2 separate regions of the Homo sapiens genome follow, and region 2 is linked to region 1. A link is an interaction called in ENCODE POLR2A ChIA-PET data of the cell type or tissue named here. Cell type or tissue: PC-3. All regions are shown on one strand. Links, peaks and the distances in the headings refer to the core of each region. The heading gives the core; the rest is flanking DNA.

What was found. Peaks named below come from ENCODE experiments on the same cell type or tissue, not always from the same donor. Only the 100,000 strongest peaks of a DNase experiment are listed, where the experiment ranks them.
Region 2: POLR2A ChIA-PET joins it to region 1 with 11 read pairs; 2 of 35 experiments call an interaction of 5 or more read pairs at or near these places.

What each region holds. Positions count from the first base shown.
Region 1 is chr12:108,915,347-108,925,440 of GRCh38, forward strand. SVOP (SV2 related protein) reads right to left here. Exons shown (of 16, transcript NM_018711.5): 12 at 7,344-7,451; 13 at 4,329-4,440; 14 at 2,697-2,778; 15 at 437-526. Among named protein-coding and RNA genes, the nearest start is that of DAO, 40 kb to the left of the region's middle. RefSeq lists an enhancer at 2,713-3,228. In PC-3, for the core only: no CTCF peak of the experiment used is centred there; no DNase peak of the experiment used is centred there; H3K27me3 peaks cover 3,497 bases.
Region 2 is chr12:109,016,054-109,026,147 of GRCh38, forward strand. It overlaps SVOP (SV2 related protein), which reads right to left and starts at 5,015. Exons shown (of 16, transcript NM_018711.5): 1 at 4,781-5,015. The coding sequence starts at 4,815. It also overlaps a transcript of USP30 not described here. In PC-3, for the core only: no CTCF peak of the experiment used is centred there; a DNase peak (open chromatin) is centred at 4,908.

The DNA of each region.
Region 1 (10,094 bases), core at 1,231-9,230:
CCCAGTCGAGTGGTCCCCAGTGTCCATTACTCCTATTTTTATGTCTATGTGTATTCAATGTCTAGCTCCCAGAGAACATGCAGTATTTGGTTTTCTGTTCTTGCATTAATTCACTCACAATTGCCCACTTGTTTTCATCCACATTGTTTTTAAGCAAAACATATGGCAGCCCAAGGATTTTCTTCACAGGGAAGACCTGGGTTTGACTCCTGGATTGGCTACTTTCCAGCTGCATGACCTTGAGCATGTCATTTTAGCCCCTGAGCCTCTGTTTTCTCATCTGCAGGCAATATTTCTTCTGTCCTCGGGTGTGTTGTTATGATAAAATGAGCGAATGCAACCCGAGGGCTCTGGGGACAGTCGGCATGTAGTAACTGCTTGCCATGCATGGGGTTTTGTCACCCCCCATCCCTCTGTATTTGGGGGCAGCACCTACCTGGGCGATGAACGGAGTGATGAGAGCACCCACTCTTGCCATGCCGCTGCAGGTGCCCAGGCCGAGGGCCCGCGTTGCCGTGGGGTAGACCTGAAACACAGCAGCCGGATATAGGCATGGGGACATGCAGGTTCCTCCCACCACTCCAGCTCCAAGCTGATAGGACCAACCTCAGGGGCAGGCCGGAAGTCAGGGCAAATCCCTCCAGTGCTGGTGACGCCCTTAAGGGACAGGGATCCTCACCCCAAAGGGCATGGGAGGCTCAACTCAGACCTAGGGCAAGAGGCTGAGCTGCGGGTGGGAACCCAGTAAAGGGGTCCACTCTGTCCTGGGGGGGGCTCCCCAAAGACTCCTCCACCAGGAACTGCCACAAGTTCACAACTCAGGGGTTGCTCTCTACCTTCTTCTCATGCGTTCACCTTGAAGCCTGGGTCACAGGTTTTCAAGGGACTTCATAAAGAGAGAGATGGAAATGTTTACAGTCTCTCAGTTTGTACCCAGTAGGGGCCACGTGCTTTGTTAAGTGGCAAAGTGAGAAGGGATTGTGCATCTTCCAGCCCAAGGTAATTAAGAAGGGTATGTTTTCTCCTCTCCCTTCCCATGTCTGCTGGCTGCGAGAAGGACTCCATGGCCCTAAGCCAGAGGGCTTCTCAGCCTGGGCACTGTGGATGTTTTGGGATGGCTCATTCTTTGTCATGGGGGTGGGGGTTGCTGTGCGTTGTAGGATGTTTGGCAGCATCCCTGGCCTCTACCCACGAGATTCCAGCAGCCCTTCTGCCTCCCCATGCCACCTTATGACAATCCAAAATATTCCCAGGCATTGCCAAATGTCCCCTGGGGCAAGATCCCTGGATAAGAAAGGCACACGATGCGAGGAGCCTGGGTTCCCAAATCACTGGAGGAGGAAAGCTGTCCCCCAACCTAGAACACCCATATTGGACTCTTTTATTTTATAGTATTTTATTTACTTATTTATTTGAGACAGGGTCTCACTCTGTCATTCAGGCTGGAGTGCAGTGGCACAATCATGGCTCACTGCAGCCTCGACCTCCCCGGGTTCAAGTGATCCTCCCACCTCAGCCCCACCCCGAGTAGCTGGGACAACAGGCATGTGCCACCACTCCCAGCTAATTTTTGTATGTTTTTTAGGGATGAGGTTTCACCATGTTACCCAGGTTGGTCTTGAACTCCTGAGCTCAAGCGATCCACCTGCCTCGGCCTCCCGAAGTGCTGGGTTTACAGGCGTGAACCACTGTGCCTGGCCTGGGCTCTTTTATAAGTGAGAAGCTGCTCTCGTATCAAAACCCTCCACTCTGGGGGTTCCCTGTTACATTAGCTAACATGTTTTAACAAATGCAATGCTCAGTGTAGAAAGCTTGCAAAGAATAAAAACTTAAAGAGGAAAATATAAAACTCATTCAGGATCTCAACACTCGAGATTTGTCACATTTTTATGTATATTCCTCTAGCCTTTTCTGGATTATATATTGCACATATATCTTCATTCACTTACTTATTCAGCACATACTTCTTCAGTGCATACCATATGCATTTCTACATGATATTTCAATTTACTCAATTACATAAACAATATAGAAATATATCCTCCTTGTAAAAAATCAAAATGCCTAAATTCTCTCCTGATCTACTTCCACTGCCAGGAAAATTCTCCTCATAGGGCCCTACTATCAGGGATATCTTTGGAATGTATCTTCCCAGATATGTTCAAAAATATACACATGGAAAATAGAAAGTAAAATACATAAATGGTATCATATCATACATATTCTGCAATCTGCCTTTTCCATTCAGTAGTATGTCTTAAAATCTTGTCCACATCAATACATAGACATCCACCTCATTCTTTTTTTTTTTTTTGAGATAGGGTTTTGCTCCATTGCCCAGGCTGGAGTACAGTGGCATGACCATGGCTCACTGCAGCCTTCAACTCCTAGGCTCAAGTGATCCTCCCACCTCAGCCTTCTGAGTAGCTGGAACTACAGGTGTGCGCCACCACAGCCTGGCTCATTTTTATTTTATTTTTTTAGAGAGAGGGTCTTGCTATGTTGCTCAGGCTGGTCTCAAACATCCGGGCTCAAGTGATCCTCCTGCCTCGGCCTCCCAAAGTGTTGGGATTATAGGCATGAGCTACCGCGCCCACCACCTCATTCTTTTTAATGGTTTCTGGAAGCAGAGCATCCCCCACAGCCACTCTCCCCCCACTGCCCGTTCCCCAGCAGCTCCCAGACACCCCTCCTACCTCAGGTGTGTAAACATATGCCGCTTGAAAGCCTCCAGAAATAAACGCTCTTGCAATGAAGAGTAACAGAGTGAGCACATTTCTAGGAGGAGGATAAAGGCAGATGATGGCATTTTTTTCTGTCTGCTTGTTTCAGCATAGTCCTATCTTCCCAGGCAGTATCAATGCCCTAGCAATTGGCAAAGGTTACCCCTCCCCGATGCTCATTGATACAGACATGCAGGCACACATATTTCAGTATCATCTTGACAGTCCTGCTTTTGTAAGTTAATCATTCCTCAAAGTAACAGGCTGAGAGATGGGAACACCTGTGGTGCCCAGGATGGGCACAAGATTAGGGAGAAGTGATATAAATAGTGGAAAGCTCAGACAGGAATTTGGCTGAGGGTGGAGCAGGAATTGAGCCAGGGGCCAGCTGAGCTGGGGAAAGTAAACCACTATTTAGTATTCTTAGGATAATTCTGATCCCAACCCTCTGTCCCATTGTTCCCATAAATGTCCCAGAACACTAACATTTCAGGGTCGAAGCTACATCTCCCAATCTTCCTCAGACCAGGAGGTGGCCCACAGATTCCTCACTAGGTGTGGTCTGGGGCCTCTCAGAGATCAATAGAGGCATAAGCCATTTCTATATTTTGAGGCTCTTGGCAAATGGAAAAATGGAGAAATGTTAAAACGGGATTACAAAACGATCTATTTGAAATATTTCCATTGAACAAGTTAACAGTTTTAACATATATATAAATAGCTACATTTATGATCTCATTGGGAGATGATATCAAAAGTCTAAATATGGCATCATTAGAGCAAAACTGGGGCCAAAGTTCTCCCCTGACTACAACCCCCATCAGAGACCCTGATCTTTTATCCAGTTGTGAGGCAGCCATGACCCTCAGTCCTAATGAACACCTACACCTTTTTACCTGTATCTGCACCCACTCCTGGGCCTGCACTGACACCTGCACCCCCACTTGTACCCACACTTGGGCCAATACCCGCAACCTGGGCCGGCACCCACACCCTACACCCACACTTGGGCCTACACTCACACCTGGGTCTGTACCCCTACCTGCACCCACACCTGCACCCATACTTGGGCCAATACCCACACCTGGGCCTCACCCACACTTGTACCTACACTTGGGCTTACACCCACACTTGGGCTTACACCCACACCTGAGCCTCACCCACACCTGTACCTACACTTGAGCTTACACCCACATCTGGGCATCTACCCCACCTGTACCCACACTTGGGCCAATACCCACACCTGGGCCTGCACCCACACCTGGGCCTGCACCTATACCTGCACCCACACTTGGGCCTATACCCACACCTGGGCCTATACCCACACCTGGGCCTGCACCCACACCTGGGCCTATACCCACACCTGTGCCCACACTTGGGTCTATACACACACCTGGGTCTGCACCCATACCTGGGCATACACCAACACATGCACTCACACCTGTACCTGTACCCATATTCACACCTACACCCACACTTGGGCCTGCACCTCCACCTGGGCTTACATTAACACCTGGCCCGCACATCTACCTGGGCCTGCACCCACACCTGCACCCACACCTCCACCTGTGCTCAAACTCATACCTAGGCTTGCAGATCACCTACCTTCCAACACAGATAAACAGCAGGAGGCTGCAGAAGGAGAAGATGACAAAGCACAGGGCCATGGTCTTCTTGCGCCCCAGGCGGTCAATAATCCACAGAGTCACAAGGACACCTGGAAGGGGAGTGGGGAGAGATAGGCAGCTTCCGATGTGATTCCCAATGCCCTCCATCCTCGTAGCACAGCCTGTATCATCCCCTCCCCTGGAGGGTGGACTAGACTTAGTGACTCACTTCTAATGACTAGAAGACAGCAAAAGTGATAAGGTGTCACTTTTGAGGTCAGGTGATAAAAGACTGTGACTTCTGTCTTGGTGTTCTCTTTCCCTGGCCCTTCTCATATATTTGCTTTGATGGAGAAGGCCAGTTGGCAAGGAACTGAAGGTAGCCTCTGGCCAACAGCCAGCAAGGAACTGAGGCCCTCAGTGCAAAAACCTTCAAGGAATGGAATCTTGCCAGCAACCATGTCAGTAAGCATGGGAGTGGATCCTGCCCCAGCTGAGCTTTCAGATGAGACTACAGACCCTGGGCCAATGCCTTGATTGCAGCCACATGAAATATGCTGAAGTAGAACACCCAGAGAAGCCACAACAACTGTGAGATCATAAGTGTGCATTGTTTTAAGCCACTACATTTTTGGGATGATTTGTTACCTGGCAATAGATAACTAACCCAGGCACCAGCAGGAGCCTGAATGATGACATTCACTGAATCCAGGGAACAGGATGTCTGGGTTCTAATGCCTCATTTTCCCTTTAACTTGCCATGTGGTCTTGGGCTAGTCCCTTACCTCCTCTGAGCCTCATTTTCTTCTTCTATAAAATGGGCCTAAAAAATAACACACTCTACCTCAGTAGAGGCAGTATAGCATAGTGCTTATTAGTAATAATAATAACTGAATTTGAGATAAGCATTTTTACATCTTTTTTTTTTTTTTTTTTTGACAGAGCTTCACTCTGTCACCCAGGGTGGGGCGCAGTGGTGCGTGTGATATCAGCTTATTGCAATCTCCGCCTCCTGGGTTCAAGCGATTCCTGTGCCTCAGCCTGCTGAGTAGCTGGGACTACAGGTGCACGCCATCATGCCCAGCTAATTTTTGTAGTTTTAGTAGAGATGGAGTTTCATCATTTGGCCAGGCTGCTCTCGAACTCCTGACCTCAGGTAATCTGCCTGCCTTGGCCTCCCAAAGCACCAGGATTACAGGCATGAGCCACCATGCCCGGCCCCATTTTTACATCCATAATCTTGTTTAGTCATCAAAACGATCCTCTAAAATACATGCTATTAATTTATCAAATAGCATTTTTCCACAGTTATTCAGTCAATGAGCACCTACTGTGTGTCAGGAACTGTTCCAGGAGGTTGGGGCACATTAATGAACAAAACCAAATAAAACAATACACATAGTAAATAAAGAAGAATCTGGGTTTCAGAGAGGTAAAATCACAGAAATGGTGACTGCTTCCAGTTACAGAAATGTCATGTAATGTGACTTTCTTAAAGTCACAGAAATGGAGATTGCAAATGCTGAGTTTAACTTCTAGCCTTCATTCTTACCTACTAAGCTGTGTGGGGAAAGGGTTTTAGAGGAAAGATAGACAGTGTAGTATGGGACTGAAGACTCTGAATTCTAGGGTGGCAGCACAGGTCTTAGCGCTGCCTGCTGTGGGGTACTCAGTATCATAGTTGGGTTTTCCCAGAAGCAAACCCTGAGACAAGGATGCAAGTGCAAGGCATCGACTTGGGAGGTAATCCAAGAAAGGACCAGCAGGAGAGTGGGGAAGTAAATTTGGGAAGGGAAAGCAACAAACAAAAGGTGGGTATCAAGCAGTTGCCCACTACTGTGGGCAACTGGAGCTGAATTCCACTGGGGGACTCAAAAGCCAGCATAGAACATGCGCCTTGGAGTTTTCCTGCTGATGGGCAAGGACGCTGGGGTATTTGTCCACCAAATCCCACAGTATTGTTTAAAGGCTGCTCCCAGGTGCTAACTCCTTGGCACTTCCAGCTACCTTGCTTGCTTTTAGATACAGACACTTCTCATTCCTTCTGAGATAGTCTTCAGGCACAGAATCCTAGCAGTTGCAAGTTGCGGGAACAGTTTCTGCTACACTGGGCAAATTATGTCACCACTCTGAGCCTCAGTTTCTTCAGCTGTAAAATGGGAATAACTAAACGACTTCACAAGATTAAATAAGATTGCATCTGTAAGACATTTAACACAGGCCTTGGCATACAACAGGTACTCAATAAATACTAGAAGTTATTGTAGTTGTAATAATTATTCCTCTTAAAAGAAAAAAAGATAGATCACCTTTGCATCACGTGCAGGTTTGGATTTTTGACACTCTACTGTTCCTTTCCAGTGTGCCTGGTGTTGGAGGATGATTCTCCATGGGTTTCTCATATTTCTACACATCTTATGAGCAGAGGGATCAGCTGCCCTTTTGGACCAGGCTACCATGTCAGAGTTGTTTGTACAGCAAACAACCTTGGAAGATAGGGATACTGTTTCCCTCTGGAGCAAAGGGCAGGTTGGCTTATCGTCCAATATAATAAAGATGATGTCTCCCTTAGGGAGGTTTCTGGCAGGCTATTATAAAATATTTGGGTTCCCTAAGCTTGGGGTTCCCCAGCTGTGTTGAAAATCCATTGCATGTGTAGCCTCCACGTGGGTCCTTCCTCATCATCCCCATGGGACTTGGGGGCAAGGGAAACAGTCACCAAGGTACTACTCAAGCTGCTTGCTATAATAGTCTTTTGTCTCTGACCCAGGAGTCTCATGTCTTCTGCCAGCATGCATGAAACTGGGCAGCTTAACTTGACAGCCTTCAAGTAGGGTAACATCTCAGCCCCTTCACAGTTCTTGACAACTTATAGTTAAGGATTGAAAAACAAAGTCCCTCGCTGACTAAAAATGGGATTTGCTTCCAGGTAGGGTAGACAGAGCCACCAGCTGAACAATTGCCATATTCCCAGGCTTGCCTGACACAGCTTCACCTTGCACAGGTCCCTCACCTGGAAACTCAGAGAGGGTGGTCCACAGCAAGTCCATGTAATCCTCCTCACTCAGGTACTCGCAGGCCAGGCTGCATTTTGCCTCTACAGCCTTCTTCCGACTGGAGACTGGGGTTGGGAGAGAGAAAGAGAGGGGGAGACATATACAGAGTCTTGAATCACACCTTCCTGCTCCCCATACCTCCTTCCCTGGGGTGATTCAGTTTAGATGCCATAGAAAGAGCCCAGACTCAGAGACAGACAGATTCATGTTTGAACACCAAGCCGCAGTGCTCCAGCTTCATCTCTCTAAGTGTGAGTTTCCTCATAAAACTGGGGCAAATAAAAGCACCATGTAAAGGGATTGAGAGACTGAAAGTGGGCTATGCGTATGAATGTGCTTAGTACAGAATTGGCACGTAGTAGGCACTTTAGTGGCAGACAGACTCTAGGGTGGCCCCCATGATCCCCACTTCCTGGTAGTCATATTCTTGTGTAATCCCCTCCCCTTGATTGTGTAGATGGGGCCTGTGACTTGCTTCTAGCCAACAGAGTACAGCAAAGGTGACAGGATGTATGTGATTGCATTAAACAAGACTGAAATGCCCATTGTGCAGGACTGTCTCTTATGCTTTTCCTTGATGACTATGAAGGAGCAAGTGGCCATGTAGGTGGCCTATGTGGTGGCAAGGAGTGGAGGGGAGCCTCTAGTTGCTGAGGGCAGCCTCAGTTGACAGCCAGCAAGAATTTGAAGCTCTCAGTCCTACAACCACAAGGAATTGAATGCTACCAACAACCAACATAGGTGGGGTGGTGGGTCCTTCCACAGTTGAGCTTCCAGATGAGAACACAGACCTCCAGTCCTGGCTGATGCCTTGATTGCAGCCTGGCAAAGGACCCTGCTAAGTTGTGTCCAGACTCCTGACCTACAGAAGCTATGAGATGATAAGTGTGTGCTGTCTCAGGCCACTAAGAAACAACACACATTTATCATCTCATAGTTTCTGTAGGTCAGGAGTTTGTGGTAATTCTGTTATGCACCAATAGATAACTAATACATGGTTATCACCTGTTCCTGTCCCTCACCATCTACCCCTAACCTTTTTATTGAAAGCGAATTGGAGTGGAACCCAATGGCCAAAGAGGTGATGGAAACAAGATCTCATCCCTGTTCCAGGCAGAGTTAATAAAGAAGGATGAATGCTACATTGCTCCCTTCCTGACCTTGCTTTACTCTCAAACTATGGGACTAATCTCCTAAAGATAGAGGTGAAATGGTCTGAAATGTGTCCCTCCAAAATTCATGTTGAAACCTAATCTCCATTGTGTTGGTATTAAGAGGTAGGGACTTTGGGGAAGTGATTAAGTCATGAAGGCTCTTCCATCATGAATGGGATTAGTGTCTTCATTAAAGAGGTTGAAGGGAGCTCCCCAGCCCTTATGCCATCTGAGGACACAGTGTTTGCCCCTTTTATCATGTGAGGATGCCACAAGAAGATGCTGTCTATAAAGCAGAGAGCTCTCCCCAGACACTGAATCTACTGGTGCCTTGATTTTAGACTTCCCAGCCCCCCAGGACCGACAGAAATAAATTTCTGTTGTTTCTAAGTTACCCAGTCTAAGGTATTTTGTTATAGCAGTCCAAATTGATTCACACACCCTATCTGAACCAGCCATTTAACAGGCAAGACTCAGAGAGGGTGAGTGTCCCCCAAAGTTGCTCCACCTACACTTTCCCCATCTCAGTTGTGGCATCTCCATCCTTCCAGTTGCTCAGGCAGAAAGCCTTGGAGGTATCCTTGACTATTCTCTTTTATTATACCCTACGGCCAACCCATCAGCTGTTCAACCTTCAAAATATATTAGAATAGGATTGGCCACATCTCATCACTGCTGAGACAGAGCAGGGACCCTGTCTCAGGAGGCTTCTGCCCACCACCCCCAAACATGGAAATAAAGGAAAATCTTGAGTCCCTTCAAGAGAAATACCAGGCACCTAGCTAGCCTTGAGAAGTAACTGAAGAACTTAATAAACAGGAAGGTAAAAATACCTTAAAATAATAGCCACCCAAGAAGGTTAGAGCCACAGGATGTTTGGTTCCCTATAGAAACTAAAGATAACATCTTAACATATGTCCCTGAGTTGGTTTCAGAAACCCAGAATCCACCAGATGGAAAATGCTGACCACCATTGAGTAGACATAATAGATAAGGGAGAACTGAGGACTCAACTCTGACCACTGCCCTTGATTATAAATCTTTTCCTGAGGGGCCTAGAGAGAGTCAGGCCCACAGGCCAAACCTTAACACTCCTTCCTGCTGACCTCAAGTTTTTGAAAAAGCCTTCCTTTTTTTTTTTACCAATTACAAATCAAAGAATCTCTAAGTCCACCTGTAAGGCCCCCTGATCCTCAAGATATCCCAATTTCAGGGTCCAAACCAAGGTATAGTTTCCATGGATTGACCTCTGATTTTGCCTGTAACTTCTACTTTCCTAAAATGTACCCCTGCCTTTAAAAATCCTTGTTTATAAGCCATCCAGGAGGTCGGATCTTCAGTGTGAACTGCTTGTTTCTCCTTGCTTGGCATCCTGCAAATAAACGCCCTCCTTTCTCCTACTGCAAACTTCAGTGTAGATGTTTGGCTTTACCGTGCCGGGGGAGGTTCGGTTCAGTAATACTGCCGCCATCTTGGTCTGAGCCATCGTCAACCATCCTCTCTCATCTGGATTACCAAAATAACCTTCCAACTAGTCTACCTGCTTCTACGCTT
Region 2 (10,094 bases), core at 1,401-9,400, 100 kb after region 1:
AAACGAATGCTGAGTGGAGGAAAACAATACCAGCACCACAAATCGAGACCATACTCAAAGCCAGGCACTGTGCTGAGAGCTTCCCAGCGATTATCTCTCTGATCCTTACAACAGCCCTGCAGGTATTATCACTGTTCTGACTTCACCGATAGGCACTCAGCCTTGGGGAGAAGAAGGCTTTGGCCCGAGGCCACCCAGATAGGGCCGGAGCCAGAGTTTGAACCCAGATCTGCCTGAGTCAGTTTCCACATTTTTACCTCTGCTATTGATTAAGACCGGCAGAAGTCAGGGGCAGATTTATTAAAATGGTGGACCCAAACTCAATCTTGAAAGACAGGGTTTGTAAGAAAGGAGACAGTAGATTCAGCAAATGCAGGATGATGTCCCAACTCCTTGTCATATACTACAAGACCCTGGATGGCCTACTCCCTGTTATCCTCAGCAGTTTCCCCTCAAGCCACTTGTTCATTAATGATCTTTTGGCTGATTTTGAGACACACCAAGCTTTTTTCCCAATTCAGGGCTTTTACCCATACAGTTTCTTCTTCCTGGAATGTTCTTAATCCTCTCTCTTTTTCCTGAAATCATATCTCCAGAGGATCAGGTCAAATGTCACTTCCTCAGGGAAGCCTTCCCTGATACCCACCTCCCATCTAAAACTAGTTTCCTTACCTGTACCCTGCATTAGTTCTTTTTTTTTTTTTTTTGAGACAGGATCTCACTCTGTCACTCAGGCTGGAGTGCAGTGTCATGATCATGGCTCATTGCAGCCTTGAACCCCCAGGCTCAAGCAATCCTCCTGCCTCAGCCTCCCTAGTAGTTGGGGCCACAGGCATGAGCCACCAGACCTGGCTAATTAAGAAAAAAATTTTTTTAGTAGTAACAGGTCTCAATATATTCCCCAGGCTTGCAGTAGTTCTTGATAGCACTTAAGACAATTCTCATAATTATTTGCAATGATGTGTTCAGTGTCCTCCCTCCTACCAAACCAGTGCTGTCCAATAGAACTTTCTGCAATTATGGAAATGTCCTAGACCAGGGGTCCCCAATCCCTGGGCCAAGGACCCGTAACGGTCTCTGGCCTGTTAGGAACCGGGCTGCACAGTGAGCCTTGGGTGAGTGAGCATTACCGCCCAAGCTCCACCTCCTGTCAATCAGCAGCGGCATTAGATTCTCATAGGAGCGTGAACCCTATTGTGAACTGACACACAAGGGGTCTAAGTTGCAGGCTCCTTATGAGAATCTAATGCCTGAAGATCTGAGGTGGAATGGTTTTATCCTGAAACCCCAACCCCATCCCCCTACCTAACCACCCCCATCCATGGAAAAATTGTCTTCCAAGAAACCAGTCCCTGGAGCCAAAAAAGTTGGGGACTGCTGGCCTACACGTATGCTGTCCAATATAGTAGCCACTAGCCACATGTAGCTATTGAGTATTTGAAATGTGGTTAGTATGACTGAGGGACAGATTTTTTTAAAATTTTACATTATATATATACACACACATTTTTTTTGAGACAGAGTCTCACTGTGTTGCCCAGGCTGGAGTGCAGTGGCACAATCTTTGCTCACCGCAACCTCTGCCTCCCAGGTTCAAGAGATTCTCCTGCCTCAGCCTCCCAAGTAGCTGGGATGTGCCACCATGCCTGACTAATTTTTTTTGTATTTTTAGTAGAGACAGTGTTTCACCATGTTGGTCAGGCTTGTCTCGAACTGCTGACCTCAAATGATCCACCCACCTCGGTCTCCCAAAGTGCTGGGATTATAGGCATGACCCACTGCACCTGGCCACATATTTTCTATTGTATATTATATATACATTTTATATTCTTTATTATACTATATAAATTATTTCATGTACAAAATGCATACTTTAAATTCATTTAAGTTTAAATTTAAATAGCCACATGTAGCTAGTGGCTAAATGTACTATTGGACATTGCAGCTCTAGATTGCGAGGTGCTTAAGCGCAAGAACCATTCTACCTTACTCAGCTGTAGAATCCTTTGTACCTAGGATGGTATCTAAGTAAATCAGTGAAAGAATGGATGGATGAATGAATGAATGAATGAATGAATGAATCGATCAATCAGTGTCTGCAAACTTGCTTTCAAGAAATCATCCTAGAAAGAACAGACCTAGAAAAGTCTGATTTGCACAAGGTCACACAAAAAGGCAGAACTGGATGCAAACTCTCAGCCTCCCAAATCTCCTCTATGTGGTGCTGTCCCAGAGTGGACAGCATGTGAAAAACAATGGTCTTTTGTGGTCTCAAATGAACCACCCCAGAGCTGTGTGAGGGTTCCTTCAAGTGTGAGGAAGGACTGTTTCTTAGACTCCCTCACTCCCTTTCCCCATTCCCCAACCATGTGAACTACTTAGTGGCTTATAATCTGCTAACACTTGGCCTCCCACGGGACTGAGCCTATTCCAAAGTCCACTCTTGCCAACCCTCTACAAGGCACTCTGAATTTTTTTTTAGCCATATTGCTCTCGGGAAATCTGCTGCCTGCAATCTGTGCATAATATACGAAGGGTGTGGTTTAAAAAACATCTAAATCGTGATTTGTAACCCACTCAGATTCATGTGGCCATTCCTTTTAGCTTACTCTTTTTTTAGAAATTGAGGTCAACACATTTCAGGGCTAATTTTGACTTCATTCAAATGTCATTTGGGGTTTGCAGATTAAGATTTTGAGGGAGTCCAGTACAGTAAACCTACATATTTTGTTTATATAAATGATTTTTCAGATGTAATAATAGTAATAGCTAATATGCATTGAGTGCTTTGTGTCTGCCCGGCATTTGGCATACATTATCTCATTTGATCTTCACAATAACCTTATGAATTAAGTACTGTTATGATCCTCATTGTGTAGCTAAGGAAACTGAGTCTCAGAAAGGTTAAGTCACTTGCTTAAAGTCACACAGCCAGGAAGTGGCATAGTAAGGATTTGAACCCAAGTATGTCTGATTCAAGAGATAATGTACTTAACCAGTACACAATTTGGCCTAATAGATAATATATGTATTTATGCCTATTAAGCACCAGAAAGAATAATCAAGAAACTTAACTCTGGGGAATAGAACTGGGGTTTGAAAAGAAAGGAGACTTACTCTTTATTCTTGTGCTTCTCTTTGAACTTTATTTACCTTTATTTATTGGTACATTGTATTATATTCCTATAAAAACCTAAATTTTTACATTTAAATAAGTGAAAACTTCTTATTTTTGCTTTTTTTAATTAAAGAAGGAATTGTCATGATAATGTCAGGTCTATATATTAGTAGATTAAATATACATGACCCTTTTGCAAAGTTCATATACACATGAATCTTTGAAAAGTTCACATCCTCTGACATTATTGAAAAATTTATCCCAGGAAAACCACAGTTCCAATATGTAGTCTAATTCTGAGTACCAAAGTTCACATTTCTGATATTAAATTATTTTTTATTGGGGGTAATCATTTTATTTTTGAACATGATATTTATTCTCAATAAAAGTTGTATGTTTTCCTTGGGAAATTTGTAATCAGACCTTTACATTTTTATGTACTGTTATATCTACGTCTGGATATTATTACTGAACATCCTCTAGCATTTGTGAAATAATGCTGTATTACATAATCAGATATACTATTTGTGGATCAATTAGTAAAACTTTAAAGCAAATTTTAAATTAATTAAAAATTTTGGTGAAAACTAATTTTACTCTGATTGAAAAGTAAACATTACAATCCCCTTCAGTACTCACAGCCTCAGAGAACTGTATCAGTCACACTAAAAGTCACTTGGGAGAATTCCTCAGTAGATTATAGAAAAAAATAATCCACCATTTTTAAAATCAAGAAAATACACACACACTAACTATAATTTATCCTTTCTAACAATCCCAAAGGGAATCTACTCTTACCACTCAAATGGCTAGTGCTTCTAAAAATTAAAACAACCCCTGCCCCACCAATGTTCTTTTTAATGCCCCCTCTCATACTCTTGGAATTTACTTAACAAATCACTATCTGCTTGTGGTAGGAAAAATCTGTAAGCCCCTCTACAAGGCCCCTGTCCTTTCGGTTGCTTGATATTTCCCCCAGATTCTCAGAGCAAATTTGGTTTTTCTTAAAAATCGCCATCCTCAAAGCAGTATATTCCTGATGTTCCGACAGTGAGTCTCACTCTAGCTAGCTGCTACAAAAACCTTTCATTCAGAAGAAGGCAAGAGGTTTCACCGACCGTGCACAGCCCTCTCATTCACACACTTCATAAACAACAGGACTTTGCCCAACCCTCTCCTCTAGGAAGGCATCCCAGTTTTTTTTATCAACCAGTTTGCAGCATCAGTATCATTCCCTTCCAAAAGACCTTGCAGAAAAATTATGGATTTCACAGCATAGGATTAGGGCTGGAAAGGACCGATGTCATTGCATAGACTCACCAATTCTGTCCACATTTCAAAACAGCAGCTAATGCTTTCTTAAAGCTCACATCTGAAAATCCTTTTAGGATTGAGAGCAATTAAAAGGGGAATCATAACCCCCGTGGTTCCCCCATAAGGTCCTGACAGATCTGATAAATGGAACTGAGTCAGAGATACAGAGGCTGGGCTGCTGGGGAAAGAAAATGGCTTGTCTCCTCCAGGCCCTAATTCCTTCCTCTGAAACAGTTCCCTTTAAATTCAAGAAACCATGCAGAGATGTACCCCCCCCCACCCCCCTTGCAGGTTTTCGTTTTTTAAAAGAAAGCCTGTCTGCCTCTTGCTCGCCCCCATGATACTCACGGCAGCTGCCTTAGCTGGAATAAGTCCTCCTCCATGTCCGCGCTGCGCCAGGATGAGCCCTTCTCATGGCCCTTACATGGTAGTGGTGGATGACGAGCCCTCCGGTTTTCAGCACCGGGAAGCTGGACAGCACCCGCGCCGCTTCCTCCCTGGAGCAGCAGCTGTTCGGGGAGGGAGCCGCTGGGGACCAGCCCACGAGACAAAGCCTCCGCCGCCAGGAGACCGCGGCGAGAGTGGGCGGAGAAGAGGAGGCGGAGGGCAGAGCGAGCTGCGCGGGGAGAGGGGGCAGGGAGAGCCCTTCTGCTTGGAAGAGTTCACAGGCTCTCTGGCTGATGGTGTATCACTGGGATGCCTATAGGGCACACCAGTCTGTGAAATGGTTGTCCGGGTACCAGTGAGCACCCTTTGATTGACGATGCGTGTCTAAATGTTTATTTGCGTGGATTCATTAATGTTATCCGTATAACACTCTTGAAACCCAGGCTGCTGTAACAAATACAGGCATGCATTTAAGTACGGTTTACTGAGCACCTATGTGCCAGGCACTGTAATAGGCACTGGGGGTATGACAGAACAAATTCGACCTGTCATTGTCATCGTGGAGCTAAGGGTCTAGTGAAATGAATCAAGAAAAGAAAAATGTAAATTAGGTATGAGAAGGCCAAAGATCACTCATTCTTTCAACAAGCGTTATTGGGTGAATTCTACAGCCCTGACCCTGGGGAATAAAAACATGAGTAAAATAAAGTCTCTGCCTTCAAGATCCTAGATAGTTTAATGGTTCCCCTAAGCCACCTCTCACTAGAATTTCTGACCCCTTTAGAACTTAAGCTCCATGAGGTTTCACTGATGTGTCCCAAGTACTAGAACAGTGTCTGGCACATAGAAGGTACCCCATAAATATTTGTTGAATAAATGGTTCTCAGTTCAGGCTGCATATAAGAATTGCCTGGCTCCATTTCAAACCAATTGAACTCAACTCTCGGGAGGTGGAGGCCAAGCCTGGGTATTTTTTATTTTTTCAATATTTATTTATTTATTTTTGAGACAAGTTCTTGCTCTGTTGCCCAGGCTGGAGTTGCAGTGGCATGATCATGGCTCATTACAGCCCCAACCACCTGGGCTAAAGCAATCCTCCCACCTCAACCTCCCTAGTAGCTGGGATCACAGGCTCATCCCAGCATACCCAGCTAATTTATTTATTGTAGAGATGGGGTCTTGCTTTGTTGCCCAGGCTGATCTAGAACTCCTGGCCTCAAGCAATCCTCCCATCTCGGCCTCCCAAAATGCTGGGATTATAGATGTGAGCCATTGCGCCCGGCCTCAGGGTATTTTTTAAAAGCTCCCCAGCACCATGAAGTGGAAACCCCTGATCAAGTGTGAACAAATGAAAAGAAAAGCTGGAAAATTATACAACAGAAAACTACTAAGATGATCCATGATGGCAACTGGCAAAAGCTATGAGAATGACCGTTGAATGGACACTTACAAGGAACTAAAGGAAGAAGGAAACATTTTTTTCTTTTTTTCTTTAATTGTTGACAAAGGGTGGGGGAAGTTGGAAGAGGGAACAAGAAAACCAATCTGAGAACTGAAAACAATCTCACATCGAATCCATAAAAGGACTTGAAAATCCAAAATTGAATGTGTGCCAGGCACCCGGATATGTACTTCACCATGGTCCCCTTGATCTTTGCAACAATCCTATGAGCAGGTGTGATTTTTATCCTTATTTTGTAAGATGAGGAAACAAGGCTCAGAGAAGGGTAGATTTGCTTGCACAAGGTCATGAGGACAGGAAAGAGTTGATCTGGACTTAAAACCCCGGCAGTCTATCTCCACAACCTGCGCCCTTAAATGCTAGGCTTTCTCTGAGTGTCTCAAAAGAAACCATCCATTGCGGGTATAGTAGGAGAAATTGGAACTATTGAAACATTGGATAACTTTAAACAAATCTAATGTTGGGAAAACCAATTATACAGTGGTACTCAAGCTCCAATGTATTATTTATCTAGTAAATATTAATGAGCAACAACTATGTGTCTGTCACAATGATAGTTTGAACTTATTCATGGCTCCTTCTCACCTCATACTGGAGTCAATCACAAGTTGTCCCACCCACACTTATTTCTAAAGGAATCTCTCCCCCATCCCTGCTGTGCACTACATTTGGTATCACATGATTCCTGGCCACAGCTGATTGGCTAAGAGGGTGGACACTTATCTAAAGACATCCAATCCAAACACTTGTCAGTATCCCCATTGTTGCATAGCTGGGAAAGGGAGCTGGACAACCTGGTACCTTTTCGATTATGGATTCAAATGTCTCTGAAGGTTTTTGCTTTAATTACCCCTTTTCCCTCAATCCTGGTGTCAGGTGGGGCTCTCTAGGGCTCTATGAATATTCATTATGCTCACTCTAAACAGCCCTCTTAGGGGTCGGGTACCATGGCTCACGCCTATAATCCCAGCACTCTGGGAGGCCGAGGCGGATGGATCACTTGAGGTCAGGAGTTCCAGACCAGCCTGGCCAACATGGCAAAACCTCGTCTCCACTTGAAAATAAAAAAACTTAGCCAGGTGTGGTGGCACAGACCTGTAGTCCCAGCTACTCGAGAGGCTGAGGCAGGAAAATCGCTTGAAGCCAGGAAGCAGAGGTTGCAATGAGCTGAGATCGCGCCACTGCACTCCAGCCTGGGTGATAGAGCGAAACTCTGTCTCAATAAATAAATAAATAAATAAATAGCCCCCTTATCATCCCATTTCAGCTTCTACTCATGTGCCTTAATCAGGACTTTTTTTTTTTTTTTTTTTTTTTGAGACAGAGTCTCTCTCTGTCACCCAGGCTGGAGTGCAATGGCGCAATCTCGGCTCACTGCTACCTCCACCTCCCGGATTCAAGCAATTCTCTGCCTCGGCCTCCCAAGTACCTGGGATTACAGGTGCCCGCCACCATGCCTGGCTAATTTTTTTGTATTTCTAGTAGAGACGGGGTTTCACCATCTTGGCCAGGCTGGTCTTGAACTCCTGACCTTGTGATCCACCTGCCTCGGCCTCCCAAAGTGCTGGGATTACAGGTGTGATCACCACCGCGACTGGCCAATCAGTATTTTTTGATGTTCAACAGAGACCAAGTCAAGTTCCTTCAAAGGAAAAAGGGAGTTTGCAGCCTGGAACTGGAGAGTGGTTAAAGCAGGCTCAGTCCTGGGGACTCTCTTCCCAGCTCCACCTCTTCCTGGGTGGGTAACCTCGAGCAGGTTGTCTAACTTTCCGTGCTTGCATTTCCTCATCAGAAATACGGGGATCAATAACCATAACTACTTCATAGGGTGGTGGTCAGAATCAAAGATAAAATGGAGGTGAAGGACCACACACTTGGATGGCACATAATAAGTGTTAGCTGTTGCAATGGTTAAATTAATTTATTTTAATTTTATTTTTTGAGACAAGATCTGGCTCTATCATCCAGGCTGGAGTGTGGTGGTGTGATCTCAGCTCATTGCCACCTCCACCTTTCAGGCTCAAGCCATCCTCCCACCTCAGCCTCCCGAATAGCTGGGATTACAGGTGTGCGCCACCATGCCAGGCTAATTTTTGTATTTTTTATAGAGAGGGGGTATCATCATGTTGCCCAGGCTGGCCTCAAACTCGTGAGCTCAAGCAATCAACCTGCCTCGGCCTCCCAAAGTGCTGGGATTGCAGGCTTGAGCCACCGTGCCCGGCCACAATGATTAATTTTAAGTATCAACTTGGTGGGTTTAAGGAATACCTAGAGAACTGGTAAAGCAGCATTTTTTTTTTCCCGAGACCGAGTCTCGCTCTGTCTCCCAGGCTGGAGTGCAGTGGCGCGATCTCAGCTCACTGCAAGCTCTGCTTCCCAGGTTCATGCCATTCTCCTGCCTCAGCCTCCTGAGTAGCTGGGACTACAGGCGCCCACCACCACCCTGGGCTAATTTTTTGTATTTTTAGTATTGACAGGATTTCACCATGTTAGCCAGGATGGTCTCGATCTCCTGATCTCGTGATCCACCTGCCTTGGCCCCCCAAAGTGCTGGGATTACAGGCGTGAACCACCACACCAGCCTAAAGCAGCATTTTTTGGTGTGTCTGTAAGGGTGTTTCAAGAGGAGATTGCTGTGTGAGTCTGAGTGGACAAAGTTCAGGAAGATCTGCCCTCGATGTGTGAATGAGCACCATCAAATCAGCTAGAGGCCCAGACAGAACAGAAACAGAGGAAAGGTGAGTTGATCTCTTTCTCCAGGAGCTGTTTCTTCTCCTGCCCTTGGACATCAGAACTGCAGGCTCTTTAGTCTTTAGAAACCAAGACTTACATGTGTGGCCCCCTTGGGTTTTTGGGCCCTTGAATTTGGCCCAGCATCCCAGGGTTTCTAGCTTGCAAATGGTCTGTTATGGAAATTCTCAGCCTCCCTAATTATGTTGGCCAATTCCCCTGATAAATCCCTTCATGTATTATATGAGAGATACCTTATATTTATATCTATGTAATATATTATATTATATGAAGATATTATTTATCTTGTTGGTTTTGTCTATCCGGAGAGCTCTGACTAATACAGTGCTTATCATTATGTTGCTCTCTTCACCCCCCAGCCCCCAAATCAATATCTTTTCTACTACCTTAAAATGTTAGCTGGCCTATGAAGGATAAGAAAAATAGATGGTATTGGGAAAAACTAAATCCTCCTCAAGTTTATGGAAATCAACAGAACATGTCCAAAATTGAGAAAACAAAAACTAGCCATATGAGTATCTCATATAGAAATTTGCCTGTAGATACTAAAAGAAGCAGCTAAAAGACTGAGAGTGGGTGGAAGTGGAACTGCCACTTTTTTTTTTTGACAGGGTCTTGCTCTGTCACCCAGGCTGGAGTGCAGTGGTGTGATCACAGCTCACTGCAGCCTGGACAGTAATCCTCCTGCCTCAGCCCAGCTCTAGCGATTCTCCCACCTCAGCCTCCCGAGTAGCTAGGACTACAAGTGTGCACCACCACACCTGGCTAATTTTTGTATTTTTTGTAGAGATGGAGTTTTGCTTCATTGCCCAGGCCGATCTCAAACTCCTGGGCTCAAGGGATCCTCCCACCTTGGCCAAAGGTGCTGGCATTACAGGTGTGAGCCACTGACCCTGGCATGAAGCGTTTTTTAAGTTGTAAATTTTTGGTACTATTTTATTTTTAAAACCATGTGTATCTTACTACCATGATTCTTTTAAATAATTTTTTAATTAAAATAAATTTTTTGAAACAGGGTCTGGCTCTGTTGCCCAGGCTGGAGTGCAATGATGCAATCTCAGC